Regions from separate parts of the Homo sapiens genome. Here region 2 is linked to region 1. The links are chromatin contacts, found by POLR2A ChIA-PET in ENCODE. All regions are on one chromosome and are shown on one strand. Each heading gives the region's core, a stretch centred on a gene start or an enhancer-like site at or near the end of the contact. The rest is flanking DNA. Distances are from core to core; before and after follow the strand shown.

What was found. ChIA-PET counts read pairs that join two places held with the same protein, here RNA polymerase II (POLR2A).
Region 2: POLR2A ChIA-PET joins it to region 1 with 14 read pairs in Caco-2. The contact joins the enhancer-like site here to the promoter of PTGER4 in region 1. POLR2A ChIA-PET finds 5 or more read pairs at or near these places in 2 of 52 experiments (BJ and Caco-2).

The regions. Positions count from the first base shown.
Region 1 is chr5:40,678,415-40,681,639 of GRCh38, forward strand. It overlaps PTGER4 (prostaglandin E receptor 4), which reads left to right and starts at 1,501. Exons shown (of 3, transcript NM_000958.3): 1 at 1,501-2,064; 2 at 2,537-3,225. The coding sequence starts at 2,580. RefSeq lists a silencer at 1,164-1,383 and an enhancer at 2,519-3,046.
Region 2 is chr5:39,523,927-39,527,433 of GRCh38, forward strand. It overlaps LINC02104 (long intergenic non-protein coding RNA 2104), which reads left to right. Exons shown (of 3, transcript NR_104632.1): 3 at 325-782. Among named protein-coding and RNA genes, the nearest start is that of LINC02104, 5.2 kb to the left of the region's middle. Within about 2 kb of position 2,050, at least 8 of the 41 ENCODE cell types and tissues checked have a DNase peak (open chromatin) inside an H3K27ac peak, as active enhancers do.

The DNA of each region.
Region 1 (3,225 bases), core at 251-2,750:
ATTATTAAGTAAATAGTATAAACAGAATAATTCTTTATTAGTATATCCATATAGTGCCTTTTGCAAGTAAATATGATTCTGGATATTTTATGACCTGTAATTACTTGAAATCGGAAAGCCCTTTTAGTTTCTCTTATTACCCATGTGTTGCTGAGACTAACTGAAGAACCAGTTAGGAGGTTTGTTCGTTCACGAAATAACATTTAAGAAATGGGTACCTGCTTATCACATAAAAGAATCCAGTTATTTACTTACCCTGTGAGGAGACATAATATGTTAGAATGCTTGTACACTGCAGATGGGAAGAGGTTTTTCCAGGAATTTAAATTGTGCAATAAGGCCACACAATCTTACTTAAAAAAAATGGTGAAGGGGTTTTAATTACACCATGAAGTTTTACAATTTTTTAGGTTTTTAGTTCTGGTTTTAGAAAACAGAGTAGAAGGATTACAGAGAAAAACTTCACCATTAGACAAGAAGTCAAAATGATTCTAAGGGCCGCGCAAACAGGCTTTTCCAAGAATTAATCATGAGGTGGTGCTTGGAGAATTCCTTTACTCCAGTGACTTTGAAACCCCCTTCTCACTCTCCACTAGTCTTTCAAAGGATTCATGGTGAATTGGGTCTAACGAGTATAACACGGCCGGCCGAAGGCATGAAGCTCACGCTACCCTTTCAGGGCGGAGAAGTTCCCAGGAGGAAGAATGGAGAAAAAGATCGCAGTTAGGCAGTCCTCCCAACCTCACCAAGGCTCCACCTCTCTCCAAAGCCGCAAGGCTCTGCCACCTGCGCCGGGAGAGGCTGCAATCACTGTCTCCTCCTCTTTCTTTCTCTTTTTTTTTTTTCTTTTTTGCCTGGGGTGCCCGACCAAGCGCAGCCCGCAGTCTGGGCACTGCCAACTGACTCCAACTCCTTTTATGGTGAGAGGATGGATTCTTCGTTATTTCCCCGCCCAATCTGGTACCCACCCACCCACCCACCTACCACGTCCGCTGGGCGCACCCAAGTCTAACCCCGGGGCGCACGCGCTAGCGCAGACACCGTATTTCTTCTCCTTTCTCGGCCAACCCTAGGTAGAATCCTAAAACAACTGCCCTCTCTTCCACGATCTAGATGTTGCGGCCCGCGGACAGGAGGTTCAAGAAATAGTACACTCCGAGCGGCAGGCAGCGAGGCGGAAACGGTCGCCGGTTTCAGTGGTGGCCCCACTGGAAGCCGAGTTCAGGAGCGGCTAAGCGGTCGCCGGGGAAAGCACCGGGGCTTCCCAGGGTCCCCTCCGAGTTCCCACTCCGCACCTCCGAGGGCGTGAAAACCACGGGAGCCGCCCCACCCCGCGCGCCCAGCCCCGCCCCAGCCCAGACACCGCCCCCCGCCAGTCTTCCCTGCGGCGCCCAGGGAGGACGCGCTCCGCCCCCTTCCAATCCGGCCAATGGGCGCCCGGGCAGCGCGCGGTTTGCCTCCGCCTCCGCCAGGGAAACTTGGAGGAGGAGAAAAGTTTGTACAGAGGGTGGAAAGGCGAGAGCGGAGCTCCAAGCCCGGCAGCCCGAGAGGAAGATGAACAGCCCCAGGCCAGAGCCTCTGGCAGAGTGGACCCCGAGCCGCCCCCAGGTAGCCAGGAGCGGCCTCAGCGGCAGCCGCAAACTCCAGTAGCCGCCCGTGCTGCCCGTGGCTGGGGCGGAGGGCAGCCAGAGCTGGGGACCAAGGCTCCGCGCCACCTGCGCGCACAGCCTCACACCTGAACGCTGTCCTCCCGCAGACGAGACCGGCGGGCACTGCAAAGCTGGGACTCGTCTTTGAAGGAAAAAAAATAGCGAGTAAGAAATCCAGCACCATTCTTCACTGACCCATCCCGCTGCACCTCTTGTTTCCCAAGTTTTTGAAAGCTGGCAACTCTGACCTCGGTGTCCAAAAATCGACAGCCACTGAGACCGGCTTTGAGAAGCCGAAGATTTGGCAGTTTCCAGACTGAGCAGGACAAGGTGAAAGCAGGTTGGAGGCGGGTCCAGGACATCTGAGGGCTGACCCTGGGGGCTCGTGAGGCTGCCACCGCTGCTGCCGCTACAGGTGAGATGGCGTTGGGCTGACGTTGGGGTCAACGGGTAGAGAACGCAGGGATGCGGCCCTCGCCGAAGAGAGCCAAGAAGGGAAGAGCGCGCTCTCCAAATTGCTTTTGTAACTTGTTTTCAGTGAGCATTTTATTGATTCAGAATCTATCGAGAATAGCACTAGCGAGCTACTTTTCCCTTGAGATGGGTCTTATTCATCTTGGCAATGGAGTGAGTTGGATTGTGGGGAGGAAGAGGAATGGGAAAATCAGTTTATAAATATTAATGTCAGCAAGAGTGTGCTGTTGGCAGGACGTATCGCGAGCCTGGAGATTTTGGTGGCCGCAGTTGGTAAGTGGCTACAATCCAGAAAGTAGGATCGAGTTGCTCCCCTTGTCTTATCAGTGTATCGTTTCTCGGGCGCGGGTCTAACACCTTACAAGTGGTAATTTCCGCTCACGGCAGCTTTGTCTCTCTTCTACCATCCCCAGACCCAGCCTTGCACTCCAAGGCTGCGCACCGCCAGCCACTATCATGTCCACTCCCGGGGTCAATTCGTCCGCCTCCTTGAGCCCCGACCGGCTGAACAGCCCAGTGACCATCCCGGCGGTGATGTTCATCTTCGGGGTGGTGGGCAACCTGGTGGCCATCGTGGTGCTGTGCAAGTCGCGCAAGGAGCAGAAGGAGACGACCTTCTACACGCTGGTATGTGGGCTGGCTGTCACCGACCTGTTGGGCACTTTGTTGGTGAGCCCGGTGACCATCGCCACGTACATGAAGGGCCAATGGCCCGGGGGCCAGCCGCTGTGCGAGTACAGCACCTTCATTCTGCTCTTCTTCAGCCTGTCCGGCCTCAGCATCATCTGCGCCATGAGTGTCGAGCGCTACCTGGCCATCAACCATGCCTATTTCTACAGCCACTACGTGGACAAGCGATTGGCGGGCCTCACGCTCTTTGCAGTCTATGCGTCCAACGTGCTCTTTTGCGCGCTGCCCAACATGGGTCTCGGTAGCTCGCGGCTGCAGTACCCAGACACCTGGTGCTTCATCGACTGGACCACCAACGTGACGGCGCACGCCGCCTACTCCTACATGTACGCGGGCTTCAGCTCCTTCCTCATTCTCGCCACCGTCCTCTGCAACGTGCTTGTGTGCGGCGCGCTGCTCCGCATGCACCGCC
Region 2 (3,507 bases), core at 800-3,299, 1.2 Mb before region 1:
AACAGCCATGCAGTGCTGTGCAAGCCACGGGAAAAGGGCATGAACCATCTTCAGATTTTTCCTGTGTCTCCCCAAAGGTTTCTTATGGAATGGGTCTGGTATGTTCCTCATTTTGTAATGCACCAAGTGATGTGCTAAGTAAGAATGTGATGCTGTAATGGTTAATTCACTCATCTAATATGTATGATACTATAAATAACTCCCAAATTCTTTGTTTGAGTTACAATGGTGACTAAAGTATACATGTATTTTTGCTAATATATAATATGAATCTGTGTGCATGTGATTTCAATAAAAAAATTTTCAATTTTTAATGAATTATAGCTTTGTTAACAGCGTGAAGACTAGAAGAAAAAGAATGGAAGAAAGAAGTGAAAGAGAAACAAATAGGGAAGGGGATCCCTCGGATGACTGGGAAGGAAAGGAAAACCAGAAAAAGCAGTCAGGATGAATGCCTGACAAAAAACTCTGCTGCAGTGACACTTTGACATGAAGCAGATTCAAACTTTCTATGACTGAACAGGACATTTTCCATTTATTGCTCCTTTGATACCCAAGCTCCTCAATGGGGGTATTCTTCAATGAGACACTTTTACCAGTGACCATATTCTTGCTTGTTGGTTTCTTTTTTTTTTAAAGTATGTTGCTGCTGTACTTTTAAGAAAGTTGTGTTTTATCTTAGTACTTTGATATTCATAAATGGTATAAAGCATAATTTTACCACATAGCTTTAATGGAATACTTTTTACAAACAAAATAAAACTTGACCTTCTTCCACCCTATCTCCACATCGGAACTAATTTTACTACATTTTATTTTTCAAAAACTATTAATTCAGTCAATGAATATTGACTTTGGACTACATTGGGTCATTTTCAATGGATTGCTCTGGTACAGCTTTACTTTGTCATGTCCTTTGTTCTTGCTCTTTCTTGTCTACCTACCAGTTAAAATATGAAACTCATGAAGCATTTAGCTCCCTGGATAGTGATTCCTGTATCAGGGTGAATCATGCAAACTTTCATATTGTCTAAACTATAATTCAGAAATATAATGTGGCTTAAATGGGAACTTGGGGCTAATGTTTAACAAGTGTGCACCATACTTTATCAGTTCTCTAAGATTTATTTTCTACAAACAAAATTTTTTATGTAACGGGCTACCTTTAAGTGGTAATCCTAAAGGCCCTTTCTGACTTGTTCATTAACTTTTTCAAGTCTTCAGGCCACTGAGTTATCTGGTGCACAGAGTAATACCAAATCATGTCTGAGAAAGGTTCCATGATTCCCAAAGTGCCTGATTTTCCACGTCTTCCTGTAAGAAGTAGTAATAGATATGCTAAATGACTGGGGAAATAAGAATTAAGCCTACGGCTACTTTAAACTTTCCTATGGAAAGATTTTAATGAGTTTCCAAGTAGACTGTTCAGCTGAGACAATTTTATATAATGTGGTATATATGATTTAAAAATCTACATCCAAAAAACACATAAAAGACATACCCTACTTTAGCTATGTGTCACTATACTCAGCTATGTATGCATAATATAATATACATATATACATACACACATGTAGTTTAGACACACCCTACTTTAGTTATGTGATAGTATATATGTTTATGACTTAGAAACCCTACTTTAGCTAGGTGTTAGTTTTTTTCTCTGACTCTAAAATTATGTGTTTTGTTTGTTTGTTTGTTTTTGGAGACAGAGTCTCACTCTGACCTCTGTCGCCCAGGCTGGAGTGAAGTGGTGTGATCTCAGCTCACTGCAACCTCTGCTCCCGGGGTTCAAGCAATTCTTCTGCCTCCGACTTCTGAGTAGCTGGGATTATAGGGGTGTACCACAATGTCTGGCTAATTTTAGTATTTTTAGTAGAGATGGGGTTTCACCATGTTGGCCAGGTTGGTCTCGTACTCCTGACCTCAAGTGATCCACCTGCCTCGGCCTCCCAAATTGCTAGGATTACAGGCGTGAGCCACTGCGCCCAGCCAATTCTGTTTTGACTATGAAGTAATACGACTTAAAATATGAATTACGGAAGCCATGCTTCTGAGTCATGCAGTGACCTTCCTCCACCCATCCCCACGCCAGTGCCTCCCACTGTTATTTTTGTGCATTTGGCATAACCAGTTTTCTTTAATGAAAGAGATTTCCTTTCCAAGATAGGAGTGCAAGCTCCAGACTAAAATTATGAAAATGCAAATGAGTAGTGCTTCCTTTATCCAAGTTGCTTTCTTCAGGTATATGTTGTATGTGTGCTGTTGTTTGCTGGTAGCTAAAAGTCCATTCTTTCAGCAGGATTGTCTTCTGTCTCTAAGGGAACAAGAATGACCATTAAGTAAAAAACATGTATGAAATTATGCGGGTGAGAATCTTTACCCCACTTTTTGTTCTTTTTGATGGTAGAAAAACCTTTGTCTTGCAAAGGCAAAACTAGTAAAAACTTTCTGCCTTCGGCTTAAACATTAAATGAAAATATATCTATTTAAACAATGTTTTAGGCTGGGTGCGGTGGCTCACGCCTGTAATCCCAACACTTTGGGAGGCCAAGGCAGGCGGATCACAAAGTGAGGAGTTCAAGACCAGCCTGGCTTATATGGTGAAACCCCGCATCTCCTAAAAATACAAAAATTAGCTGAGCATAGTAGTCGGCGCCTGTAATCCTAGCTACTCAGGAGGCTGAGGCAGGAAAATTGAGCCGAGATCATGCCACTGCACTCCAACCTGAGTGACAGAGTGAGGCTCCATCTCAAAAAAAAAAAAAATTGTTTTGCCCTGAATGGGTAGACCGGTGGGTTTGAGTTCAGCTTTGGGAAAAGGTAGGATGGTTTTCCTCTAAGCATGAAGTAGGCAGAATGTGCCTGTTTTGTCCTTTCATGAGAGCAATTTGATCTAGAGGAAGTACGAGGCTTTAAACTCCGGGTCTACAGAATTAAAGGAGGGTAAAAGAAGGACAGCAGGACCTGACACTGGGCTTCTTATTGTTCCTGTCACAATTTAAATCATTTGTTCACAGTTGGTCACAAGACCTCAGTCTATTCCGTGCTGCAAGTGTATTCTTTCAAAAAACAGGAAGCAACACTTAAGTAATTGCAGATTTACAGTGACTACCAGGCTGATCCCAGCTCTTTGTCATGGCTTTCCTGTTTGGGTCTGAAGGAAGTGGCGGAGAAAGGAGAGAGAGGGTGGGGGAAGAAACTGTTAGAAGGACGGGTTAGCCTGAGCCTGGCTTTGCCTTAGTGAAAGAGTGATGAAAACACTTTAAACAGTTGCCGACAGGCCGGTAGAAAATATTTGACATCTCACCTACATCAACAAGCAAGAGTTAAAGGTTAAATCACACACAACTCAAGTGCTGGGAAAAAAGGATAGGTTTAGGTCATCAACTTTCTTTGTTCTAGGACCGCCCTATGTCAACAAGGAGACATATTCCCACTCCCTGGTTGGAGACACCAGGACAATAGAGACTGATCCACATTTGCTCTGGGTGGTAAATCCCCTTT